4 separate regions of the Homo sapiens genome follow, and regions 2, 3 and 4 are each linked to region 1. A link is a loop called in an ENCODE intact Hi-C map of the cell type or tissue named here. Cell type or tissue: heart right ventricle. All regions are shown on one strand. Each heading gives the region's core, and the rest is flanking DNA. Links, peaks and the distances in the headings are about the cores only. Region 1 overlaps TAF4 (TATA-box binding protein associated factor 4). Region 2 overlaps OSBPL2 (oxysterol binding protein like 2). Region 3 overlaps LSM14B (LSM family member 14B). Region 4 overlaps OSBPL2 (oxysterol binding protein like 2).

Region 1 (7,669 bases), core at 1,006-6,005:
CACTGGGCCCTGGTGCTGCAGAGCTAGCAGGGCTCCCTTCGAAGGGCTTCTGTGTCAGAGTTTACCAGGAGTCCCACTGTTTACCTTGTTACTCCACTTGCCCACCGCCCCCAAGTGGAGATTATCACACAGAGTTGCATGTCTAGATAGCAAAACAGTCCTTGCCTCCGAGTTTTATCTTGCAAAATTTCAAACTTAAAAGAATGAGTACAACAAACAGCTATGTACACCTTCCCTAGATCCATTAATTCCTAAGTTTTTTTTTTTTTTTTTGAGACAGAGTCTCGCTCTGTCGCCCAGGCTAGAGTGCAGTGGCGCGATCTTGGGTCACTGCAACCTCTGCCTCCTGGGTTCACACCATTCTCCTGCCTCAGCCTCCTGAGTAGCTGGGACTACAGGCGCCCACCACCGTGCCCGGCTAATTTTTTGTATTTTTAGTGGAGACGGGTTTTCACTATGTTAGCCAGGATGGTCTCGATCTCCTGACCTCGTGATCCGCCTGCCTTGGCCTCCCAAAGTGCTGGGATTACAGGTGTGAGCCACTGCGCCTGGCCCATGAATTCCTAAGTTTTGAGCAAAGCAGTTTTAACCTGTAGCTGACACAGGGGTTGGTATTTATGGGATGCAAGCCTGTGCCTTTGTTGAGTATCATTGGAGGCTTAGGCAGGTGCTTTATGGCACTCCTGAATGTGAGCTCACTGTCGGGAAGGAGATCTGTGTTGGAGGTCAGGTGGATGCCAGCCTCACTGAAGGCTGCTCACGAGCTTTTTAGAAGCAGCTTTGGGTTGAAGTTTGCAGCAGGGCTCTGCTCCCAGGCTGTGGCTTGACAGACACGCATGTGCACTGTACCTGTTCACGGAGGTGTGTCCATGTGCTAAGAATTTCCTAAAGTGATGGCGCCAGATACAGTCGCCCCGCAGTGTTCTCGGGATGGTTCCAGGGCCCCGTACGCACATACAAGTTCCCTGTGGAACCCAAGCGAGCAAAACGTCAGCCCTCTGTGTACGTGGGTTTCATGTCCTGTCAATGCCGTATCTTCAGTCCTTGCTTGGTTGAAAAAAATCTGCATGTAAGTGGACCCTGGAAGTTTGACCCATGTTTTTCAAAGGTCAACTGTAATATCCTGAAGTATTTTTACCAAAATACCTCAGCCATTTAAAGTTAACTTAAAGAGAATTCAATTCAAGGAGGTAGCATTTTTTTGGGGGGTATGTTTGAGTTTCCAGAAGCCCTGGTAGGCAAAAAGGCCAGAACCCGTGTGTTGGGTGGGTCTGTCCCTGTTGGTCACTCTGACCGGCCCCCCTTAGCACCTCCAGCATCCCAGAGCAGGTGCGGCTCCTGGGTGTCCAGGCCTCTGCTCAGTGCTTTAGGGAGGCTCAGCTGCAGGAGCAGAGCACGTGTGGGACCCTGCACCATGGAGAGGTGGCTGTGAGCAATCAGATGGCTTAGAAGCTGCTTTTACAACCTGGAAAATGCAATTCAGAATGATACAACTCCTGGCCTGGCTGACTGGTTGCACGACCTAGGCCGCCGAGGTGAGGGGAGAGCAGCCCACCCAGCAGGGAACTGAGAGGGGTCAAGGGGCAGGCGGGAGGCTGTTTCTCAGTCACTGTTTCTTTGCCCCGTGCGCATGGAGCGATGTGGGCCATGCCTGCTGTGCCCTCCGTTGTGTGTTGAGGGCTTGGTGACAGTCAGTGTTGCATAAACACCTCTTGAATGAATATGTGATTTAGATGTTTGTGAGGTAAAGTTAATGATTTTTTTAGGAATCCAATGCAGAAAATTAATTATTTGCCAAGGTTATTTTATCCTGTTCTGAAAATGGATAAATTTGACACAGTTCCAGTAGTATGGTTTTGTGGTTGGCAGGAGAAACGGAGACAGGTAAGGAATTAGCATATACGGTGGGAGAGGATGGGCCTGGGGTAGGCACAGCACACCTGTGCATTCACTAAACTTTTCTCCAATCTGTTCATTTGTGTGAACTTAAGAGATTTAATCCCTGAGCCCAGGGAGCTTGCGTTGAGGGGGGAGACAGACGTTAGGGAATGACTAAATCACAAAACAGTCACCGAATTGCAACTGTGATAATGCCAAGGGGGAGGAGGGACTGTGTAGGCCGATGCTGAAGGCTGGGTGAAGGTTTTCCAGGGGCAAGTCCCATCAGTCACAGTGCCCGTTTAGGGTTTGCACCTTGCTCTTTTGACGACGCTGCTCGGCTCTCAGGGCTGCGAGGCTGGCTTCTTCCCAAACTTCATTCCACTCCAGGTTTCTGCACTGGGCCCTGAGAGCCACATCTGGCCATCACTACAGATGCACTTTTGCAGTGCCTCTGCATTTTGAGGTGAAAGACAGTCTTTAAACTTCAGGGTGAACTTCTCACTCGGAGTTTGGTGTATTGTTGCCATTTCTTTTGTGTTGATTTGCACGTAGCTCTTTTGTACACAGGCACGAGGGTAAGCATTCCTGTTGAGTCGCAGAGGAATTAACGAGTGAAACAAATCATGAGTAGAAGTCTCCACGGGTTGGTGTTTTAACTTTGCTCTAAGGTGAGCAACTGCGTATTTGTGAAATTTGGCCAAATGATGAGGGGATGCTGAGTTGGCTGACTGCTGTGCAGACCACCTAAGGAATAAGGATAAATCCTAGAATCAGAGCCCGGGGGAGAGTGTTGGGCCCAGCTCTCCACTCACGGGGCGGCAGCAAGCCGTGGGTGGGTTGGTGGAGGCCCCATTTCTGCCTGCGGAGCAGAGCTGCTGATCCTTCAGGAGAGGCTGCTCTTTCCTGTGCCGAGTGTGGCCTGCTGGATTCGTGTTTCTGCGGAGCCTGGCTTTCCAGAGGGTGTGGAGGGTGCGCGCAGTCTGTCCACCTGCGGCTTTGTGGAGATGGGGGCTGGAGCCAGCTCCCACAGAGCTGGTACTTTGTGGCCTGCTCCTCAGGCCTGACCACGGTTCCTTCTGCGTCATTTTGGGGGATCCCTTTTCCATCAAAGGAGCTAGCTTGGTGTTATTTTTCAGAGACTTGAGCACGCACTTTCATTCGGAGGCTGGGAGCTGAGAACCCCTGCAGCTGTTTCATGCTCCGAGCTACTCAGTGAGATACTCTGTTAAAAAGGCAGTGTGGTGGAGGGTGTGATCGCTTGGGGTGCCATCGACAGCACACTCACGTCCCTGTGTTGCTCACGGGGTCAGGTAGAGTAAAACTCATTGAACGTGGCCTGGTTTTTGTGTGTGGTGGTGAACAGAGTTGTTAATACGACTCTCGGGCAGCTCCTAGTGTTCTTAAGAGGCAGGGCTGGTGGGGGAAGGTCGTGTGCTAGCTGTGAACTTGGCAGTTATTTTCACTCGGGAAGGACGTTGGGAGGAAGAGGATTAAAACTATGCTTTCCGTTATTTTTTGCCGGGAGGGTTGTACCTTTTTCTTGCTCTCTAAGGGCTCTCTGCGTGTGTTTTAAGAGCTTTACTGGGGTGTGATCCACAGCAATAAACTGAGCACATGTAAAGTGACTGGTGAGTTTCGACAAATGTGCATGCACGTGGAGCCATCACCCCAGGGTCAGCATGGTGAACCCTACCCCCAGCACGGCCTCTGCCTCTCTCTAGCCCTCCTTCCTGTCCCTCCCACGCCCCTTGTCCCATCTGCTTTCTGTCACTGCAGGGGAGTCTGTGTGTTTTAGAATTTTATATAAATGCAGTCAGACAGCGTAGTAGTCTGTTCTTACATTGCTATAAAAAAATACCCAAGGCTGGGTGACTTATAAAGGAAAGAGGTTGAATTGACTCACAGTTCCACATGACTGGGGACAATCATGGCAGAAGGCGAAGGGGAAGCAAGTACCTTCTTCACATGGCGGCAGGAGAGACAGGAGGGCAGAGGAAACTGCCATTTATGAAGCCACCAGATGTCGTGAGAACTCACTCGCTATCATGAGAACCGCCTGGGGGAAGCTGTCCCCATGATCCAGTCACTTCCCTCCCTCCACACGTGGGGATTACAGTTGGAAATGAGGTTTGGTGGGGACACGGAGCCAAGCCATATCACATGGTGTGTACTCTCTCTTTTCTGGCTTCAACTCGGTGTGATTATTTGAGAGTCATCTGTGCTGTATCAGTAGTTCATCCCATTTTATTTGAGTGCTTTTCCATTATAGATACACCAGAAATTGTTTATGCTTTCATCCTTTGGTGTACTTTGGAGTTGCTTCCAATTTATGGCTATCAGAAATAAAACTGCTTGGAATGACCCAGGTACAAGCCTTTGTAAGGCCACACACTTGCCTTTCGCTTGCTTAAAACACCTCAGGTGGAATGGCAGGTCCTACATGAGGAGTATGTTTAACTTTCTACAAAACTGCAGGGCTGTTGTCAGAGAGGCTCCCACCAGTGGTGCCCAGGAGCTCTGGTTGCTCCACATCCTGGAGAGCACCTGATCTTTTTAGTTTTAGCTATTTTAGTGAGTGTGTAGTGGTGTCGCTTTAAGGATTTAATTTATGTCTCCCTAATGACTAATGATGTTGGGGCTCTCTCCGTGTGCTCATTTGCATCCGTCTGCCACCTTTGGCGAAGGGTCTATTCAATTGCCCACTTTTTTTTTTTTTGAGACGCGGAGTCTCTCAGTGTTGCCTGGGCTGGAGTGCAGTGGCATGATCTCGGCTCACTGTAAGCTCCGCCTCCTGGGTTCACGCGATTTTCGTGCCTCAGCCTCCCAAGTAGCTAGGACTAGAGGTGTGCACCACCACGCCCTGCTAATTTTTTGTATTTTTAGTAGAGATGGGGTTTCGCCATGTTGGCCAAGCTGGTCTCGAACTCCTGACCTCAAGTGATCTGTCCTCCTCGGCCTCCCAAAGTGCTGGGATTACAGGCATGAGCCACCACGCCCAACCTGGGTTATTTTCTTACTGAGTTTTGAGGATTCTGCATACATTCTGGATCCAAGCCCTTTATTAGATGGATGCTTTCTAAAGAGTCTGTCCGTTCTGTGCCTTGTCTTCTCATTCTCTAGCAGTGTCTGCTGAAAAGCCGAAGTTTAACATTTTGATGAAGTCCAGTTTATCCTTTTGTTCTTTTATGCATTTCGTTTCTGATGTTGTTTCTAAAATTTCTTTGCCTAACCCTGGGTCAGAGAAATGTTCTCCTGTTTTCTTCTGGAAGTTTTAGGTTTTACATTTAGGTCTGGATCCATTTTGAGTTGATGTTGGTACACACTATGGGGTGTCGGTCCAGGGGTTTGCCTGTGTCTGTCCAGTTGTTCCAGCATGTGAGAAGCCCGTCCTCACCACTGAATTGCCTTTGTCCATCCGCGTGTGGGCCTGCTTGTGGACTCTGCACGGCCGTGTTGATCTGTTTAACTTTGCACCAACACTGTGCTGTCCTGGTTACTGGAGCTTTTTTTAGACGGGGATCTCACTGTGTCACCCAGGTTGGAGTGTAGTGGGGTGATCTCGGCTCACTGCAGTCTCTGTGTCCCGGGCTCAAGCAGTCTTCCCACCTCAGCCTCCTGAGTAGCTGGGACCACAGGCGTGCCCACACCGTCTAATTTTTGTATTTTTAGTAGAGATGGGACTTCACCATGTTTCCCAGGCTGGTCTTGAACTCCTGACCTCAGGCGATCCGCCTGCCTTGGCCTCCCAGAGTGCTGGGATTACAGGTGTGAGCCCGGCCCTGAGATTACTGGAGCTTTCTTTTTCTTTCTTTCTTTCTTTTTTTTTTTTTTTTTTTTTTTGAGATGGAGTCTTGCTCTGTTGCCCAGGCTGGAGTGCAGTGGCATGGTCTCGGCTCACTGCAACCTCCACCTCCCGGCTTCAAGCGATTCTCCTGCCTCAGCCTGGCGAGTAGCTGGGATTACAGGTGTGCGCCACCACGCCCAGCTAATTTTTGTATTTTTAGTAGAGACAGGGTTTCACCATGTTGGCCAGGCTGGTCTCGAACTCCTGAGCCCAAGCAGTCTCCCCGCCTCGGCCTTCCGAAGTGCTGAGCTTTCTAATGCATCTTGAGATCAGCTCGTGTCAGCTCTCTGACTTTTTCTGGTTTGTTTGGTTTGAGAGGGAGTCTCATTCTGTTACCCAGGCTGGACTGCAGTGGTGTGCTCTTGGCTCACTGCAACCTTCGCCTCTCTGGTTCAAGCGATTCTCGTGCCTCAGCCTCCACTACAGGGGTGCACCACCATGCCCAACTAATTTTTTGTGTTTTTAGTAGAGACAGGGATTCACCATGTTGGCCTGGCTGGTCTCGAACTCCTGGGCTCAAATGATCTGCCCGCCTTGGCCTCCTGAAGTGCTGGGATGACAGGCGTGAGCCACTGCGGCCAGCCTGACCTTTTTTTACAGTTGTGTTGGTTAATCTAAGACTTTTGCATTTCTGTATGAATTTCAGAATCACCTTGTCAGTTTCTACACAGGAGGCTGCTGGGACTTTGGGATGCATTGCTTCTGCAGATCAGTTTGGGAGGAGTTGACATCTTAACTATTGTGAGTCTCCTGACCCATGAACACAGTGCACGTCCCTTCACTTGCTCGCATTTTTGTTTTAATCAGCATTTTGTAGTTTTAGGGGAGGATGAATCAAAGTTCATGATTTTACAATAGTATCTGCAATGTGCGGGGGGGGGGCTGCAAGTGCTGGACCAGGAGCTGCGTCAGAAGTTTAATTTTTAGCAAAATATTCGGGTTACAGTGGTGGTAGCGCCTGCGCCGGGCAGCACATGTTCCCCTGTGCTGCTTTGCGCCGTCCCTTATGCCTGCCAAACCCCGAGAGGTGGGAGAGAACACTTGCTTTAGCCAGAACAGGTTAGAAGGAAGATGAGGCTGTGCATCTGTCACAGCACAGCACCCGCTTAGAGAGAAAGCCAGCCTGTGTAAGGAGCGCACGCTGGATTCTGGAGGGGCCCTTTCCACATCTGGGCCATCACCACGTGTGTTCTGTCCACCACTGGTCCCAGCTGGTAGCATGGAGAGGGTTCGAATGTCCTAGTTACAGAGGGAAGTGGGCCTGCAAACCCTCAGGCTTCAGACCACCCCTTTCCACTGCAGGGAAACACCACTTTTGCTCATCTCTTTGGCCCTTTTGGTAGCTTATTCCTTGAGGACCATGCTCCTCTCTGCTGGGGATGAGGCTGCCTGCTGGTGGCTCCGTTTGTGTTTTCTGGGCCTTCCAGAGGGGCTGCCTTTATTCTGCAGCCAGCCCTGACCCTTCCCACCTCTCCATGCTTGGGTGAAGAGTGAGGCCCAGGGCAGCTGACTGACAGCACAGCTGTCCTCTGCGTTTTCCTGGACAGAAACCATCGCAGGCCCACCCACCTCCTGACTGCACAGGTCTCCACGGCGCAGACACTTTCGTGATACCATTATAAATACAGCTGGGAAAGGGAGGGAGGGATTTTCTTAGATTTGTGTCCCCAGGGGTCCATCCTGGGGTGTTCTTGCCCCTCTAAGACCTTGGCGGGCCTGGAGGGCCCGCTCCGCCTCTGATGCTGTCCGCCGCTGGCCGCTGTGTGCCTGAGTTTCGGAGCGCCCTCCCGGGCTTTGGACCTGCCCTGCTCCCCAGGGATGCACTCACTCACAGAGCGGCCACTGCACACAGTGCCTCTCTGTCGCCGTCTGAGGTGCCGGCTGTCTTTTTTTTTCTTTTTTTAAATATTTAAAAATGTAAAACTTTAAGTGAGACTCTGTTTC
Region 2 (5,000 bases), core at 1-5,000, 260 kb before region 1:
ACGAAGGAAGTCAGTGGCCAGGCGTTTCCCTTCGTGGAGATGAAGGAAGTCAGTGGCCAGGCGTGTTTCCCTTCGGGAGAAGCGGTGCACGCGAAACAGCACTTCATGGAGTCTGAGTGCGACGACACAGCGGTGGCTTCATGGAGTCTGAGTGCGACGACACAGCGGTGCCTTCCAAACAGCAGGTTCATTCACACACATGGCGCCTCTCCAGAAGGCAGGTTCTGGGACTGAGAGCTTTCTAGATAGCGCAGCTTTGCCCCCATCAAGAAGTGGCTCCTGTGTGGGGGTTTCAGGCTCTCTACACCCTGATGAAAAGACAAAACCTGCCACATTGCTTCTCAAAATAAATGGGTCCTAGAAAAGGGAATGATTCCAGAAGCAGCTCTTCAGGGAGACCACTGAAAACAAGCGAGTCAAAGCCCAGGGCTTCCTGCACTAGCTGTATTCACACTGGCTGTAGGCACCATGGCCCGAGGCTGGGGCGAGGGAGAGCCGCAGCTCAAGGACAAGGATTCACAGAAAACTCCCGTTTCTAGGTCACCTCAAGGAGCAGGAAAGCATCAAAAGACATCGCTAAATGGATTTACCCTTCTAGGTCTGTCTAGTGTGTAAGCAGAATTTTCCTTTTTAAATAAAAGAGGGTGATTAGAAAAGGTGTCTAACAGCACAAATGAATACAACAACATAAAAAACACTTGGGATCCGGAGGAGGCTGAATGTTTCCGTTAAATAAATATTGAACATTTCAGGTTTGGTACATTCCAATTCATTATGTAGAAAATAGGACACCTCTTTTGAACTATCCCTTTTATTTTTAAGTTCAAGAACAACTAGTCTTAAGATAATGAGTATTCCAAAGCTTTAAGGGGAAAAGCCTTGCCAGTACTTTCTGGCTGTTGAATATATTATCTGGTACTCACAACTAAAAACAAAAAATTGAAATTCACTTGATTTTTAACAATATGTCTAGGCTAACTCAAAGAAAGCGAGAAGATTTATTAAGAAGGACCCAGAACTTGGAGCTTCCAGAAAAGAAACGGCCTTGCCTGAGGTTCCCTCAGATACTTCCAGCCATGGGGGCCAGCAATTATGTATGACTCGTGGGCACTGGTGCCCACGGTTTATAGCAGCAGCCTCCGTGCAACCAAAATACAGATATGCCGGCTGGGTGTTGTGGTTCATGCCTATTAGTAATCCCAGCACTTTGGGAGGCCGAGGTGGGAGGACTGCTTAAGCCCAGGAGTTCAAGACCAGCCTGGGCAACATAGCAAGACCCCATCTCTAAAAAAAATAAAAATTAGTCAGGCATGGTGGTACATGCCTATAGTCCTAGCCACTTGGGAGGCTAAGGAGGGAGGATTGCTTGAGCCTGGTAGCTGGAGGTTGCAGTGAGTTATGACTGCACCACTGTACTCCAGCCTGGGCAACAGAGGGAGACCCTGCCTGGAGGGGAAAAAAAAAAAAAATGGAAAGAAATACAGATAAACCCCCTCACTGATACTGGAACCCACAATATATGGTTCATCTGGACAGACAAATTCTGCACATTCATCTCTCCTGGTGGGGCCCAAAGGTTCCCTGGGACCCCAACAGGTGAGCTAAAGGCAGCAGCGGCCTGGCAGCCCTCAGCACCCAGGGCTCAGCTCTGCCCGGGGACGCCCCAGCCCTTACCAGCTTGGCCTTTCTCAGGTGGTCACCTCTCCTCTCCTGCTTCTTGAAGGATTCATACGAAACAGGATCTATGCCCCACAAACATTCCGTCCATTTGCCATAGATCATAAAGAGCTTCTTTTTGCTGTAATTAAATGGGATTTTTAAAGACAAGTCTTAGTCATTACAAACCATTTGTCTAAACATGTGGCACCCTGGAATAAATTCCCCTCAGGTATGTTTTCTTATGCATCTTGGGACATCTCTGGACATAAATGCGAAGGTGAAAATTTGCATTCTGGGACCATTCGTAGCCCCGATACACACCACGGAAAGGAAAATGAAGGGCCGGAAACCTAAAGGATGGACAGCCCACCGGGCTGCAGGAGATGGGAAGGGACAGAAACCCAAAAGAGAGATGGCCCATGGGACTGCAGGAGACGGGAAGGGATGGAAACCCAAAGGATGGTTGGTCCAGGGGGCTGCAGGAGACGGGAAGGGGCAAAAAAGAGTGAGCGTTTTAAAATGTAAAGCTGCATGCGCCCACTGATCATTTTCAACACACTCAATGTGTTGTGTGTGTGTCCTTCAGCCCTTTTCTATCAATCAGTGCAGTCAATGCTGCTTGCTTGATCTTTGGTTCCCCGCCTGCCTTTTTTCATCAATAACAACCCAGAGACCTTTGCAGAGTGGCCACCAGAGCTCTCGATTCTAAAAGGGATGAAGCCAAATAGTGCCAGACTCCATTTTCTTTCTCCTTTCGCCTCTTGCTGGGAAGAGTCAACCGTGACCACAGACTCCCGGGAAGTGCAACTCTGACAGACTCGGGACCCAGGAGGGGACGGTGTCACTGCAGTGCCTGCAGAGCCAGCACACAGACGCGGGGAACTGGGCCAGGCCTCACCTAGTAGACAGCCTGGGGACAACTCTGTCTCCAAGGACAGAGCACCCTTAAATTTAGGATGGAAAACCAGACAACCAAAACACACTTTACATGCACTCACTGAAGGTCAGCGAGTCTGGCCTCGGGGTCCCTGCCCGGTTCTGGAAAAACATGTTTTACATGCACTCACTGAGGGTCAGCGAGTGTTGGCCTCGGCGCCCCCGCCTATTTCTGGAAACAGACAGCCAGCTGCTCCCTGGGCTGAGTTCCAAGGGGGAGAGGTGTCAAGGCACTGATGACTGCTACCCTGTTGTAAGACTGCTGTCCCTTCTAGGTCCACATGTTGATCCTCACATGTTTTATGGGAGAAATGGTCAGTCATAAGCCTGGCCATTTTATTTTATAGGCTGTTCAAACGGGTGCATTTCTGGTCTACCATAGAGGGTGGACAGAGCAGAAACACCAACTGTCTTATTTTTTTGAGACAGCCTCTTGCTTGGCTGCCCCGGCTGGAGCGCATTGGCGTGATCTTGGCTCACTGCAACCTCCATCTCCCAGGCTCAAGAGATTCTTGTGCCTCAGCCTCCTGAGTAGCTGGGATTACAGATGTGCGCCATCACACCTGGCTAATTTTCGTATTTTTAGTAGAGACGGGGTTTTACCATGTTGGCCAGGCTGGTCTCGAACTCCTGACCTCAGGTGATCTGCCCACCTCAGAAGTGATGGGATTACAGGCATGAGCCACTGCACCTGGCCCTGACTGTTTTAAATTGGGGACTAGTTTCTAATGGGAAATGTCTACATTTTTGGAACTAGAAGGAACTTCATGACATTCTATGGCTCAAATTCCTTACGAAAAAAACAAATGTGAGACCCAGATTACAAAGTAATTAACCCAAATGGGGAGAAAAAAACTGAAAAATTTGTTGGAACAGTACTGACCATTTCTCTGCTCACAAAAACTTGCGAAAGTCCCTGATTTAAAGACTGGAGTGAACTGGTCACGTGACACTGACGCCCCTCAAGCTAACACATTTGAGTCTTGCCTGACAACGTGCATGGGGTGCTGGTAGAAGGAAAACGCAAGGCCACACTTCCCACCCACCTCAGCTCTGCTGCGAAACAGTCCCCTCTCATCTCCCAGTGGAAATAGCTGACTTCTCAAGACAATTTTATCAAAAGAAGATGGCCCCAGTAACAAGCCACCTAGAAACTACATTCAAAAATACCCTTTATTTCCTTTTATGCTCAATAACAAAATGTCTTTCCAAAACAAAAAAGAGTCATACTTCTGGACCATGAACAGATGGCACTGGTGTACCCGCGTCTCATGCACGTAGGCACACGCAGGCCCAGGAGCACCTGAGCCCTTCTAACGTGGACACACAGGCTGTAGTGGTGCCCCATGAACACTTGGCAAGGACCTACTTTTTGTCTTGAATGTGTCCTTCCACCTTGTGAAGTTCTTTTCCAAATAATCCACACGGTTTAAAGTGAAGCACACACTTATGTCCAGTTCTGTGAGAAAAACAAACACAGGTTTCTGCTGCAAGACAGCAAACAGCCGGAAAGGGTAACTCTGTAACAGGAGAAGCGCGGTGGAGGCCCCTGGGGCAGGCGGGGGGTGACTGCAAATGGGTGTGGTGGGCCTTTGGGGCGATGGAAGTGTTTGAAATGGGCTGTGGGGACGGCTCCATGATTCGGTCAATTTACTAAAAATCACTTAAGTGTCCATTCAGAATGGGCGAGTCTTATGATGCATCGATTATACCTCACTAAAGTGGTGAAAAGGCAAAGCCCACCAGTCATGAGCTTCCAGGAATAGGGCATTCAAGCCTAGACAGTGGCCAACGGCCGTGGACGGCCACTGCGCTGCACCTGGCAATGACACAGCTCTTCAGCATAGCTCAAAGCCTTAAAGTAACAACCGTGACGAAAAACGAGGTCTTGAACGAGGAGCATTCATGGCCAACACCGGTCAGAGTCAAGTCTAGGCAGCTGCTATGCCTGGGCTGGCGGGGACACGGCAGCAGCTCGTGAGGCTGAGCTAAAACCCACCAGGAGCACGGATGCTCACGCTCCCCGGCTCGCCCATCCCCACCCGGAGCCTCGCGCTCTCACCCAACGGTGGGGTGCTGTCACCTGTGGTTTAAAATCTCCACTGTCCCATACTGCTCTATCCACAGCTTCCCGATGATGACGTTGTGGACGCAGCAGGTGGGGTTGGTCCAGGTGTAGGCTTCATTATGTCTGTGAAGACACCAGAAAACAAGCAGTGAGAGTCCAGAAAAGCCAAGACACGACGTGACCCAAGACGCAACGACCAGGCGGGGCTGGGTCACAGCAACCGGCACCCGCGGGAGAGCAGCACGCTGCTTTGAAGCCCCTGCGACGGAGGCTGTGTATTTAGCATGCGTTTGAAATGTACTTCTTCTTTCCTTTGTAGCATCTACAAAGCTTTCTA
Region 3 (7,669 bases), core at 1,314-6,313, 110 kb before region 1:
CAAATGGCTAAATGGATGAAAACACTTCTGGCTGCTGCGCAATTTGACCTCCACTGTTATTTTTCTGTATCAATCAGTTACAATCTAGAGAAAGGCTGGACTTTCTAGAGCTAACTGCATCTGTGGCATGGAGAGGACAGAACCACGTCCTGCCATCCCCAGCAGTAAAAAGGACCACACTGGTGGATGCAGGCCATGCCTCGCCATGTTCTCAGCGCTGTTTTGGTCTTGCTCATTTCTCCTCTCAGCAGATGCAATCTAGGAAGATCTCAATTCATGTAATGAAATTAGGGATTAACTCAATTTCTAAGATTCCCAAGAGGACTCAGGTACTGTATTTAAGTATGGTCTGAAGTACACAATTCTTCATATGCAGACAGTCCCTGTTGATCTGTGTTTTTAAAAATCCAGATTCTGCACGGCAGCCTACAATTTTTTATTTACAATGGGTTTATGGGGTAGTAAATGCATTTTCAGCCAGGTATTTTTGACTTACGATGAGTTTAGCGGGATACCACCCCACTGCACATCAAGAAGCATCTGTACCCAATTTCCTGGAAGTTCCCAGGGGCTGATAGGTTCCGCTGCCAGTCAGTTAGAATAGCCTTGCTGCCGGTTTGGGGGGTCTGTGGAAGGTTAAATGCTGGGTCATCGTGTCTGTCCCCACCCTGTAGTTTGTGCTGTCTCTCTAGCAGAAGCCTCTCTGCTTTCCTTGCAGGCCTCACCGCCGATGCAAGGATAGTCATCAACAGGGCCCGGGTGGAGTGCCAGAGCCACCGGCTGACTGTGGAGGACCCGGTCACTGTGGAGTACATCACCCGCTACATCGCCAGTCTGAAGCAGGTGGGTGCCTGCCCGCTTGCATGCTCACCTCTGGCAGCAGGGCAGTCACGGCTCCGCCATGGAGGGTCCTGCCATGTCACTTCAGGTGAATCAGAAAACTGATTTATTCTGGGGCGTGATCCTAATCTTGACTTGCACAAGTGTAACTTGACCTAGCTCACCAATTTCAGTAACATTGTTCTGTTCTCAGTTCCTGGCATGGGATATTCCAAATTCCTGTGTCTGGAGGGAAATGATAGCTTTTGTCTTGCCATCCTGAGTGACCAGTCACAAAGCAGTTGAAGGGGGCTGGAAGCCACCCTATGAGGACACGCCATTAGTATGTAAGCAGAATGTGTGTCTACCTGTCAAAGTAATTTCCAGTAACCTGAGTTCACAATTCTGGTCCTAGGTGAGTTTTTCTAGGAGTGAAAATGCAGAAAAGGATGTTGAAAGCTATTGGCTAATGTATCATTTGAACTGCTGATAACCTGAGAAGGGGCTCAGGCATGGTTTAAAATGTTCGTATCTTCACTAAGTACGGTTCTTTCCTCACATGCAGTTTCTTAATTGGATGGCACTGACCTGTTTCTTTTCTTGCTAGCGTTATACGCAGAGCAATGGGCGCAGGCCGTTTGGCATCTCTGCCCTCATCGTGGGTTTCGACTTTGATGGCACTCCTAGGCTCTATCAGACTGACCCCTCGGGCACATACCATGCCTGGAAGGTGAGTTCGTGACAAAGGGGCTTTGGACAGTCTTGCCAGAAAAAGGCTTTGAGGGGTGGGAGGTCCTGGGCTTCCTGCTGTAGGCCCTGTATCAGTGAATGAGTCAGTTTAAGTTAACCTAGTCCTATGAGAGCAAGAAAATGATTAAACATTGCTGTTTGGAAGAAAATCAAAGGGCAGCAAGGTGTAAGCGTAGTCCACATAAATTAAAATTCTTGGGTGGGCGTGGTGACTCACGCCTGTAATCCCAGCACTTTGGGAGGCCGAGGCAGTTGGATCACCTGAGGTCAGGTGTTCGAGACCAGCCTGGCCAACATGGCAGAACCCTGTCTCCACTAAAAATACAAAAAAAATTTGCTGGGCATGGTGGCACATGCCTGTAATCCCAGCTACTCAGGAGGCTGAGGCAGGAAAATCGCTTGAACCCGAGAGGCATAGGTTGCAGTGAGCCGAGATCACACCACTGCACTCCAGGCTGGGCAACAAGAGCAAAACTCTACCTCAAAAAAAAAAAAAAAAAAAAATCTCCCATTGCCTCTTGATAGCGCAGTAAAACATACAATCGTATAACCCCATTCTCGGTAAGAATCAGCATCAACTCTAAAGAGCTCTTTGCAAAAGGAAGCCACGAGGCAGGGCCTGTGTCCACAGCTGCTGTCCAGCACTCCAGCTTGCCTCCTGCCACTGCCACTGGCTGGGCGGCCCATGTAGGGCAGCTGTGTTCCAGGGCTGGCCCTGGGTTGTCATGCCCTATGCCACGTGAGAACATACGTGTCTGTTTTAGGCCAATGCCATAGGTCGGGGTGCCAAGTCAGTGCGCGAGTTCCTGGAGAAGAACTATACTGACGAAGCCATTGAAACAGATGATCTGACCATTAAGCTGGTGATCAAGGCACTCCTGGAAGTAAGTTTGCATTTGGAATCCAGGCAAGGTGGTGAAGATACCACGTTTTGGTGGTGAGTGGTAGGTAGATGAGCAGGAAGGAAGGTGGCAAGGATCCAGCAGTAATGCTTAATGACTGCTGTGTTCCAGGCACTGCTCTGGTCTATGGTGTATCCTAACTGCTGTGTTCCTTGAAATAGCCATGCAAGATGTGATCATTAGTGTCTTTATCCAGCCGGGGCAGCTGAGGGTTGTGCAGGGACACACAGCATGAGAACCAGAGGCAGGATGTGAACCCAGCTGTCCAGCTGTGGAATCTGTTCTCGAGCCATCACTAGGCCTTCCAGAGGCTTGAACTGTTGCTAAAGTCAGGGGATTAGAGAACTGGAGATATGGTTGGGCTTTGTCAAGACCTTGAAGTGCTAGCAGGTAAAACCAGAGAGGGACTAGCTGGAAGGCCAGGCGGGAGCGTAGGCATCAGGATTCCTGGTTGTAACCACTGTGTCAAGAGGAGGGCCTGGAGCAGCGCTACTGTGCAGGAGAGAGGAGTCCCAGTGCTGGGAGGCGGAGGGGTGTGCAGGCATCCCAAACAGACTTCACAAATGGCCATGAGTTTAGGACAAAGACACAGGTTTTGGGGGCTGGGACCTCTGTTCCTGGGACGGTGCTGGGTTTGGGTACACACCTATTTAAGGTACTCCTGAGAGCTGCTTTTGTCTTGAATAGGGAAAGGTGGTTAATGCTCCTGTCTTCTGTCCCTTCAAGGTGGTTCAGTCAGGTGGCAAAAACATTGAACTTGCTGTCATGAGGCGAGATCAATCCCTCAAGGTAATCACCAAGTTTGTCTGCTTTCTTTACCTGTCAGTTTTCTCCCATGATCAGGGCTGAGCAGTACCAGTTCCGAAGGAAACATCATAGGGCCATTCTGTGGTTTTAACATTAGGAAAATGTCTTTCTGAGGCTCCCCATACGTCAAAGAGAAGATTCCCATCTTCCTCTGATTAGATGGTCCACGCGTGTTCTCTGGGCATGCTGAGCGGCTGCCAGTCAGATCTGCTGCTGCTGCTACTGCTGCTTAATACTTGTCTAGGTCAGGCCAGCATCCTCTTGTTTTTCTTGAGGTTCCTCTCCAAAGAGGCTGTATGAGCAGCAGTGCCAAAGCCTGGCCGCCCTCCCCAGAAGAGGGCGCTGGTTCCTTGGCACCTTGTGTGGCTTAGGTAACCATGAAGTTTTTTTCTATAGATTTTAAATCCTGAAGAAATTGAGAAGTATGTTGCTGAAATTGAAAAAGAAAAAGAAGAAAACGAAAAGAAGAAACAAAAGAAAGCATCATGATGAATAAAATGTCTTTGCTTGTAATTTTTAAATTCATATCAATCATGGATGAGTCTCGATGTGTAGGCCTTTCCATTCCATTTATTCACACTGAGTGTCCTACAATAAACTTCCGTATTTTTAACCTGTTTTTTTTTTTAAGAGAATGTGTATCTTTAGGTGCAATCACAGCAGTCCTCTCATCTCTCACCCTTCTTTTTCAACCCTGAGCCACCGTAATTGAGCTTTCCTTTCTGTTCCTTGTGGCTAAGACAGTAAGCCAGTGTGAGACACAGGTTCCTCCCTTGGGAAGTCAGAGCTGCTGCCCTGGGTCCTGCAGAGAAACCTGGCCTTCAGCAGACCTGTTTCTCTGTTGTAGACACAGAATGACTTCCGTTTGCTTTTAGACCTTCATTCTAGTCCCCTAATGAATGTATAATGTCAAGGACACAAACACAAGTAGCCCTGGGTTCATTCTGTAGAGCAGCAGCTTTGTTCAAAGCAGCTTTGCATGTCTGACTTTCATAGACCACATCTTGACGTCTGCCCCCTATGTTGAAGACTGGTTCTGGCTATTCTCTGCCCTTTCCTGTGTTTTGACTTCTAGTCCCACAGTTTAAGGCTTTTGGGTCCTCTGGTCCTTGGTTTTGGGCATGTATCTTCTAAAAAGGAGTAAAGGGGCCCAGATACATTTTGAGCTCAGCGTAAAATGTACAGTTGTCAAAACAATGAACATTTTAACAGCAAGGTCAGCTGGCACACGATAACCTGACTACCTTGCGATGCTCTGGGAGGCAATACCTGTTTCACCAAGTTCTCTAGCTGGGTGAGGACTGTGGCCACCAGTATCTGGCACACGTAACATTTATTTTTCTGCTGGTCAAGGATACCCATTACCCCCACCCAAGAAATGGGAGGGCCCCCCACTGGCAGTTCTGCTGTGGAGCCTGATGGCCACAGGCAGGTAATGAAAGGAGAACTCATGCAGCTGGTGTGTCTCCTCGTCCTCTCTGAGGGCCACTTTTAAGGTCACCTGGAAACCCATTAGACTAAAATGGGATGCTCTGAGCCTAGAACCAGCCATGTCTTTGTTTTTCTGCGTGGGTCCAGGGTGCAGCTTGCTCATGGCTGTGTAACATGCTCTACGGTGCCTGAGAACCTGAACGCTCCTGAGCTGGGGAGCTTGGAGGCAGCAGGAAGGTGGCAAAGGGGCCACTGCTTATGATACAGGTGTTATCTGTGAGCTGGGTTTTTAAAAGAACTTTGTATCCAGTTTCTGAGAGCAGAGCCATTCATCCCAGAAGGGTGGCCCACAGGGAGAACCCGGGTCTGCTGGCCGCACTTCACCCGACCAATTGGGTCAGCCACCTCGTTCCATCACCTGATGGGGCCCAAGTCTCCCCAAATTCCACCAGCCTAAGTGTGTGCTCCAGACCTGGACATGATGCAGAGGTGACTTGGGCAGAAGAGTCAACAGGATTCTTAGAGCATCAGAAAAGAAAATTTTAAAGGTTTGCATGTTTATTTATAATTACAATTTACATTACTCCAACAGAGGAGCCCCCTTGCTATGTTCTAATTCTTAGCCATTAAGTCCTACAAAAATAAACCCAAGCTTTTACAGTAACTTAATCAATACAGAACTAAAGCCTTTATAGCTATTAGAGGGGTTTAGTTACCAAGGTGCTTATTTTCGACAAAATGCCCTGTCACTCAGAGGACGCATGCGTATACTAAAGTTCTGACCCATCGACTCATGCAACAAATGTAGACCCCACCCTCCCTCCACCCACTGTTACAACACAAACACAAAACAACGATGTACAACAGAGGGGAAATATGCTCTTGGTCAACTGACCTTGCAGAAAAGACTGGCTTGTTTCCAAGTGGATGAGAACGCCAGTGTGTGGCCAGAGTCCAGCAATGACTGACCGGCCCAGGTCAGAGGCTGGCAGGGACCACAGAAGGGCCAAGGCGCTGCCGGGGCTCATCCCAGGCTCCAACCCCAACCTGGAAGCTTGTGGACACCAGGCTCTGTGCAGCAGCTCCGTGGCTAGCGTCCAGGGCCCCTGGCCACTACTCCCAAATGCTTCTAGTCCACCCACCCCTGGCCAGCCCCAACCTTGACATCACTGTGGATGCCATCAGGGTGGTCTGGTTCACTTATACAACATGATCCATGGGAAAACCCCTTCCGTGCCCTCCACCCACCCACCCCTGCCCCCCACGCCACCCTGTGCTGGCCCTGCCTGACTCCTGAGACCCCACCCTTGGCAGTGGGGTGCCAGGCCAACAGCACCAGGGGCCAGCTGGGTTACAGAGATGTACTTGGCTGCCACCTCTGCCAACAGATTTGGTTCCACTTTTAAAAGTCAAAGCTTGTCATTAAAAAAAAAAAAAAAAGTCACAAAGTAAGGATTCAGCTTTCACTATAGAAACCTTTTTGCAAAATACCAAAACCTTAGAATTAGGCTATGCGCAACTAAAAAGGAAACACAGATAAAGAGACCTCAAAGAGGTTACCCATGAATACTTCCCCAAAACAAGTGGTTCTAACTCAGACCATGTCCAAGTTCAGTTAAGTCCAAAACACAAGTAGCAGTATGGGTCTCTTCCAAACTCCGTAAACAAAGTGACCACCTCTCCCTGTAAGTGCAGCGTTTTCCTCGCGTCCTGACACACACAGCGTCAGTTATGCGCCACTTCAGTAGGAGCCTGCAAGAGATGACAGGAAGTCAAGCATCTGCTGGGATAAGCTAGCACTGTTGCCCCTGCTGGCGAGCAGGAGCCACTCAGCCTCCCTCCTGCCCCCAGAGTCAGACTGGCTACCCCCATTCTTCTCACAACCCACTCTGAGAATCCTACTTGTACAATACACTGGGGACAGGGACGCAGCTAGTGGCAGGAGGGCTAGTCTTTCCAGGGCCCACCTGGCTGTCCCGAGGCGCTGGGTGGGGTTGGCACCAGGCACCCCATGTGGGACGCTCCGCCCAAACCCTAAGGTGCCCACAAATCCACTGGGACCTGGTTAAAAATGAAGCCTCTGATTCACTTAGGGCCGGGTTGGGCCAAGACACTGGCTTTGGAGCAAGGTCTCACTTGCTGGCTTCACCTGGGTGGTGAGCCCCCAGCCCACGCGACTCCCGCACCACCTCACCTCCCATACCTGCAATCTCACTTGGAGGATGCTGGGGCCTGGATCCTACCCCCACAGATGCAGGTTGAAGTTGGCCAAGAGCCTCCCGGGTGACTCATAGGGTCGAGGCCCTCGGTTTGGCTTTGACACCTCTGGGCCTCTCTTCTTCCTGGGAAACCGAGCCTGCTCCCCACCTTCCTAAGCTCTCCAGGTGTGCCTGACCCTACACCCTCCCACCAAAGCGTCCAGAAGGTTCATCCACTCACCTTTGGCTGCACCCTCACACCCTGCCAGTCCCGGCCCTGTGGGAAGTGGGGTTGCGACGGGTGGTCCCATTGCCCCTGCCTCCTCGGAATCCGCCCCGAGAACTGCGGCCACGAAGAAACCTCCCTGACACCCCAAAGGTCTCTGTGTTGAGCTTCCTCTCTTCGGCCCACGTCGTCCGCCTGGAGCTAAACCACAGAGGAAATGCTGATTGTAGCAGGCACTGACTCCCAGGCTTCTGGCCAGGCCTCGTCCTCAGAGCGGCCCAGGGAAGGAGGGACAGACTCACCAGGGCCACTACAGGGAAGGGGCGGCCCCGTCAGCTCTGGAGCCCAGCTCCGGCACTGCAGGTGCTCCCTGCCACGTTTCCAACCAGGACTGTCTCCACAGTGGGCCGGGGATCGGGATCCATCTCTACCATCTCTGGCACCACAGGCAAGCAGTGATACTAGTTGGCTACCAAGGCAGCCGCTGTTGCTCGCTGGGCACAGAGAGGAGCCCTGGGGAGGCCCAGGGGCCCAGG
Region 4 (5,000 bases), core at 1-5,000, 230 kb before region 1:
GTCTCCCCACCAGGAACGTGGAGCTGGAATGAGATACTGTCTCCATCTAGGAGGGGAGCGCCTGAATGGAGACATAAACTTGGATTTGGGGAGAGGCGTGCCAGACCCACACAGGACACCACAGAGCAGGGTGCAAAGAAGGTGCTGCAGAGTAGGGGCCCGGGGCTCCCTGCTGCTCACAGCCCTCCAGGGACACCCCAGGGCTCTCCTGCTGAACTCCCATTTCATGGAAGCTGCTTTGAGGGGCGTTTTGCCTCACACCCAGCAGAACCTTGGCACCAACACTCTGACCTCCAGAGTGATGAAAGCACGAGCTCTTGTCTGCTCTGCTCCCGAGCTATGCCCCGGGAATGCCACGTCAGGGCAGCTGGGTCAGGGCACACTACTGGTGTCAGGGGGCAGGAGGGAAAGGACATGGCAGCTATGAGGCAGGGTGGAAAAGAAAAGGAACATCTGCTGAGTACCAGGCCCGGGCTGCCGGAAGCCAGCACCCAGCTCTGCTCCGCCATCGTCCGTGCACACATTCAGTGAATACTTTGTGATTCGGAGGTGCTACCAGGAGGGGAAAGTGGCTCTGCAGAAGGTCAGGTCGCATCCCCCAAGGATACGACCCTGCATGGAGATGGGATGCGTAGGAACAACAGACATGAAAGAAGAGAAAAGAGGCCCCAGGCCAAGGGAGCAGAGGGAGCTGACACACCCGAGGACCTGAAAGAGGCCCCTGCAGCTGGGACGGGAGGCAACAGGGCTCGGGGCCAGGCCTGAGGGCACAGGTGAGGGTGCTGGCTTTCTTCCTAAGAGGTGAGTGACCACATGGTGCACTGTCCGAGCTGGGTCATTTCTTCTAGTATAACAGGGCGCCATTCACAGTTCTGTAGGAGCAGGAGTGTGAGGCCGGCCATGTGGTCATCCTGCCTGAGTTTTAGGCAGAGGGTGACGGGGTGGGGGGGGGGTCCAGATCTGTCTTTTGAAAAGTGCCTCTGGGCTGGGCATGGTGGCTCCTACCTTTAATCACAATACTTTGGGAGGCCGAGGCAGGTGGATCACTTGAGGAGGTCAAGACTAGCCTGGCCAACACGGCGGAACCCTGTCGCTACTAAAAATACAAAAATTAGCCAGGCATGGTGGCACATGCCTGTAATCCCAGCAACTCGGGAGGCTGAGGCAAGAGAATCATCTGAACCTGGGAGGCAGAGGTTTCCGAGGTCACGCCACTGAACTCCAGCCTGGGCGACAGAGTGAGACTCCGTCTCAAACACAATAAATACACATATACACAAATGCCTCTGCACAACAACAGGAATAAAAGGCAGGGATGCAGAGGCCACTCTGGAAACAAGGGTGGTTGGGTAGACGGGCATGTTGCAGAGCAAATGGAAGAACTGAAGGACCTAACAGCATTTAAAGCGACCACAGAGTCAGGGCTAGAAAACGGGGAATGCAGGAGCGGGGGTGGGGGCTCCCATATCTGTAGGGTGAGAGAACGAACAAACAACAGGTGAGATGCACATGTGGGTGCCAGAGTGGACCCACCAAGCAGGCGTGTGGGCCTACAGCTCGAAGGAGAGCCTGAGGCCAGGCTGGAGCAGCTCCCTGGAGCTGAGACACACATTAGCGGCTGTGCCTGGAGCCTGCAACGCAATGCCACCAGCTCCAGGGCCACTGCCTGTCCCACCTGACACTTGTCCTGCCTTTGTGCCTTTTTTTTTTTTTTTTTTTTGGAGATGGAGTCTCACTCTGTCACCCAGGCTGGAGTGCAGCGGCGTGACCTCGGCTCACTGTAACCTCTGCCTCCCGGGTTCAAGTGATTCCCCTGCCTCAGCCTCCAGAGTAGCCGGGACTACAGATGCGCACAGCCACGCCCAGCTAATTTTTTGTATTTTAGTAGAGATGGGGTTTCTCCATGTTGGCCAGGATGGTCTCAATCTCCTGACCTCATGATCCGCCCACCTCGGCCTTCCAAAGGACTGGGATTATAGGCATGAGCCACTGCGCCTGGCTCGTGCTTCTATCAACAAAGACTGAAGACTTCTTCCCTTTATTTTTTGAGCCAGGGTGTTGCTCTGTTGCCCATACTAGAGTGCAGCGGCGCCATCGTAGCTCACCATAGCCTCGAACTTCTGGGCTCAAGGGATCCTCCTGACTCAGCCTCCCAAGTAGCTGGGACCAGAGGCGTGCACCACCATGCCCAGCTAATTATTTTAATTTTTTTCTAGCAGTGGGGTCTTGCCATGTTGCCCAGGCTGGTCTCCAACTCCTGGGCTCAAGTGATCCACCTGTCTCAGCCTCCCAAAGTGCTGGGATTACAGGCATGAGCCACCGCGACCAGCCAAGGACTGAAGACTTCTTGTGATGGCCACTGTCACTGGACTCTACCTACATGAAAACGAACGTGGAGGAGGAGGAAAGGGAATGAGGTCTTGCTACAACAAGGAAATTAAACGCTTCTTGTCCTGTAGGGGTCAGAGCTGAACACACTGCAATAGAACTCCGCTGAGACAGAGGATGAACTTGGCCGCCCATGGAAAAGCAGGCAGATCTGTAGGAAATCAGCAAGGGGTCTGATGATCAAGACGCCATGTACTGTTTGCCAGGCCCTGACAAAGCCTGTGTCACCCCAAATCCTCTCACAGCAACTCCTGAGGGCAGGGAGGGGAACAGAGGCATTTCTTAGATGGGGAAAGGCACTGCTCAAAAAATTGCCATCTGTGGATTCCAGGAGCCAAGAGAGGCATGGAGTCTCTCTGAACCCTTGCTGGCCAGACAGAGGAGGCTGTCCGGATGGGGAGGCCAGACAGCTGTGGGGGTGCCACTCCAGCTCAATGCTCGTGAGGGCTGAGGGGTACCCTGCAGAGTATTTTTGGGGTGATTACAGACACATTTTAGAAACAGCAGACGTGAGAGAACATACCTGTGTTTCTGAATTCCGTTCTCTTGAGAGGGCCTCTCCCCAGTTTTCCCAATCCTATTATTTTTGCTGGTGTCTAAGTCAATCATTCCCGTGACTTTCTGATTTGCCTCTGAAAATTCCCCAGAAGAGTTATCAGAATCAAAGCCTGTGCGAGACAAGAAAATGGTCATTTTCGCTGGACCTGAAAGATTTTTTAAAAGCCTACCTCCAAGAATTCTGACTATGCAAGCAGGTGACTACAGAGCTCAGTTGTGTGAACGGACACATTTGGAAGAATTAACTCTGGTTCTCCAGAAGCAGACACGGTACAGAGAGAACAGGAGGGTGCCACGGAGCTTCCCTCCTAAGAACGCGCTCCCAGCGAGCTCCAGTGCCCAGGCTCCTCCCACGCTTGTGATTTGAGGTCCAGTCCCAGGCCATGAGCTTCATCTTCCAGAAGGAACCCTTTCATCATTTTAATCTGTGACCTACATGCTCTGGGTGGGCCACTTCTATCGGATTCAAACCCATCCCAAGGCTGCGATGCGCCCGTTGTGGCTCAGGGCTTGTGACCAAGGTCTGCGTCTTGGTCTGAAACACGCCTGCTGACAGTGTTTCAAGGGAGACCATCGTGGCACGCAAAGGCACCACTAAACTGTACCCAGATAGGGAACAATCATGGAAATGCCACACATGTGACTGGACTCAGAGTGGACTCCGGATGAAGGGGGACTCTGGAGAAGGAGCTCTTTAGAATGTGAGTGAGATCCAGCCATGCATGCACTCCTGGAGCAAAAGTCCTGGAGAAGAACGGCCGGCCGCTGCCCTGGTGGGGTGGGCCCTTCCCCAGGACAGAACGGGCAACTAGGGAACAGGAACATACGTCTCCCTTCAACTCCTGTCAGTCTGAGTTGCTGGAAGGGCCAAGTTCTGCTCCAGAGCCGGGTGGAGTGGGGGCTGGGTCCCCGCGATGAGTTTATTCCATGGGGGCTCTGGGCCTGCAGCAGCCGGCAACCACCCAGTGCTTCCAGGGTCTGAGGGCTCCACGTGAGGGGCACAAGCCCGGGAGGGTCAGGTAGACAACTGTGGTCGGACCCCACACGCAGATGAGTCTGCCACAGGCTCCAGAAGAACAAAGCAAAGCTGCTGTGTCCTGCCCCTCCACACAGCAGAGTCCATCCATAAAGGCAGTGCTGGGGTGGATGACATCGTGATTTTGAGAGGATGGGTTAAAAAGGAATCCTGAAATGGCCCACAGTTTCTGAAATACCCTGCCATCTCTCATGTTTTGCTCTCTGTCCCAAAATCAACATCTCTAACTTCTCACTCTGAAGTTATCTTAAAAACATTCCCTACTTAAGGGAATTCCGTGGGGCAGGACCTGCCCCCACCCCGAAGAATAAAGCAGCACATCCCGGGCAGCCACTGCAGCCTCTGACTCAGCCAACACTACATGGATGGCCTAATAACATTCTAAGACCTGGCAGCCACCACAGCCTCCGACTCAGCCAACGCTACTCGGATGGCCTAATAACATTCTAAGACACCACATGCATTTATTGTAGAAAAACAGAAAATACAGATGAGCAAAGGAGGAAGCTGAGATCTCCTATCGTCGGCTCCCTCGGAAACCCTTGTTTTTATTAGCCCCTCTGCGTTCATAGCCCTTAATCCCATACACACTGTTCATGTCCTCCAAACCTTTCCTTTGAATGGCACTGATTCTTAAGACAAATTAAATGCCTAATGAAGTCATTCATTTAATAACTGCTTAGTTTACATACTTTTGAAATTAGAGTTACAAAGTCAGATGAGTATTATAGGCGGTGAAGGAGTCGAGAGTCTACCTCTAGCACGGGTATTTCATCGCATAAAGAGATGAAGTGGTTTTTTCCTTCCATTATTTGTTTTGAAGCCCAAGAACTGAGGGGGAAAATTCTTGTCACCTAGATGTCTGTCCCTTCCACCTCATCCTTGGGGACACATGGAGAGGCCTTGCCATGCAGGAGCAACGCCCCACAGCCCCGCACACCCTGTGGCTCCTAGAACAGTGGAGTCCATCTGAGTACCACATCACACACAGCTGGGAACCCTGGGAAGTCACAGCAAA

What was found. Hi-C counts contacts between places; a loop is a spot of excess contacts. Peaks named below come from ENCODE experiments on the same cell type or tissue, not always from the same donor. Only the 100,000 strongest peaks of a DNase experiment are listed, where the experiment ranks them.
Region 2: a loop joins it to region 1, with 2.3 times the contacts of the local background. A loop is called at or near these places in 3 of 110 quality-filtered maps.
Region 3: it touches region 1 in a loop (4-fold over the local background); 97 of 110 quality-filtered maps call a loop at or near these places.
Region 4: a loop joins it to region 1, with 2.1 times the contacts of the local background. A loop is called at or near these places in 7 of 110 quality-filtered maps.

What each region holds. Positions count from the first base shown.
Region 1 is chr20:62,021,800-62,029,468 of GRCh38, reverse strand. The region is part of intron 1 of TAF4 (TATA-box binding protein associated factor 4); the gene reads left to right. Among named protein-coding and RNA genes, the nearest start is that of MIR3195, 39 kb to the left of the region's middle. RefSeq lists enhancers at 829-1,464, 6,271-7,048, 7,049-7,669. In heart right ventricle, for the core only: a CTCF peak has its summit at 3,294; a DNase peak (open chromatin) is centred at 3,275; H3K4me3 peaks cover 356 bases; H3K27ac peaks cover 1,546 bases.
Region 2 is chr20:62,280,844-62,285,843 of GRCh38, reverse strand. It overlaps OSBPL2 (oxysterol binding protein like 2), which reads right to left. Exons shown (of 14, transcript NM_144498.4): 8 at 4,679-4,786; 9 at 3,965-4,054; 10 at 1,675-1,798. Among named protein-coding and RNA genes, the nearest start is that of ADRM1, 20 kb to the left of the region's middle. In heart right ventricle, for the core only: no CTCF peak of the experiment used is centred there; a DNase peak (open chromatin) is centred at 2,773; H3K27ac peaks cover 3,416 bases.
Region 3 is chr20:62,132,955-62,140,623 of GRCh38, reverse strand. LSM14B (LSM family member 14B) reads right to left here. Exons shown (of 9, transcript NM_144703.3): 8 at 7,149-7,334; 9 at 5,250-6,461. The coding sequence ends at 7,163. PSMA7 (proteasome 20S subunit alpha 7) reads left to right here. Exons shown (of 7, transcript NM_002792.4): 3 at 719-843; 4 at 1,427-1,549; 5 at 2,334-2,453; 6 at 3,198-3,260; 7 at 3,675-3,891. The coding sequence ends at 3,767. Among named protein-coding and RNA genes, the nearest start is that of PSMA7, 6.6 kb to the left of the region's middle. RefSeq lists an enhancer at 6,282-6,781. In heart right ventricle, for the core only: CTCF peaks have their summits at 3,409 and 3,611 (motif pointing right); a DNase peak (open chromatin) is centred at 3,603; H3K27ac peaks cover 1,893 bases.
Region 4 is chr20:62,258,037-62,263,036 of GRCh38, reverse strand. It overlaps OSBPL2 (oxysterol binding protein like 2), which reads right to left. Exons shown (of 14, transcript NM_144498.4): 3 at 2,912-3,056. Among named protein-coding and RNA genes, the nearest start is that of OSBPL2, 22 kb to the right of the region's middle. In heart right ventricle, for the core only: a CTCF peak has its summit at 2,469 (motif pointing right); no DNase peak of the experiment used is centred there.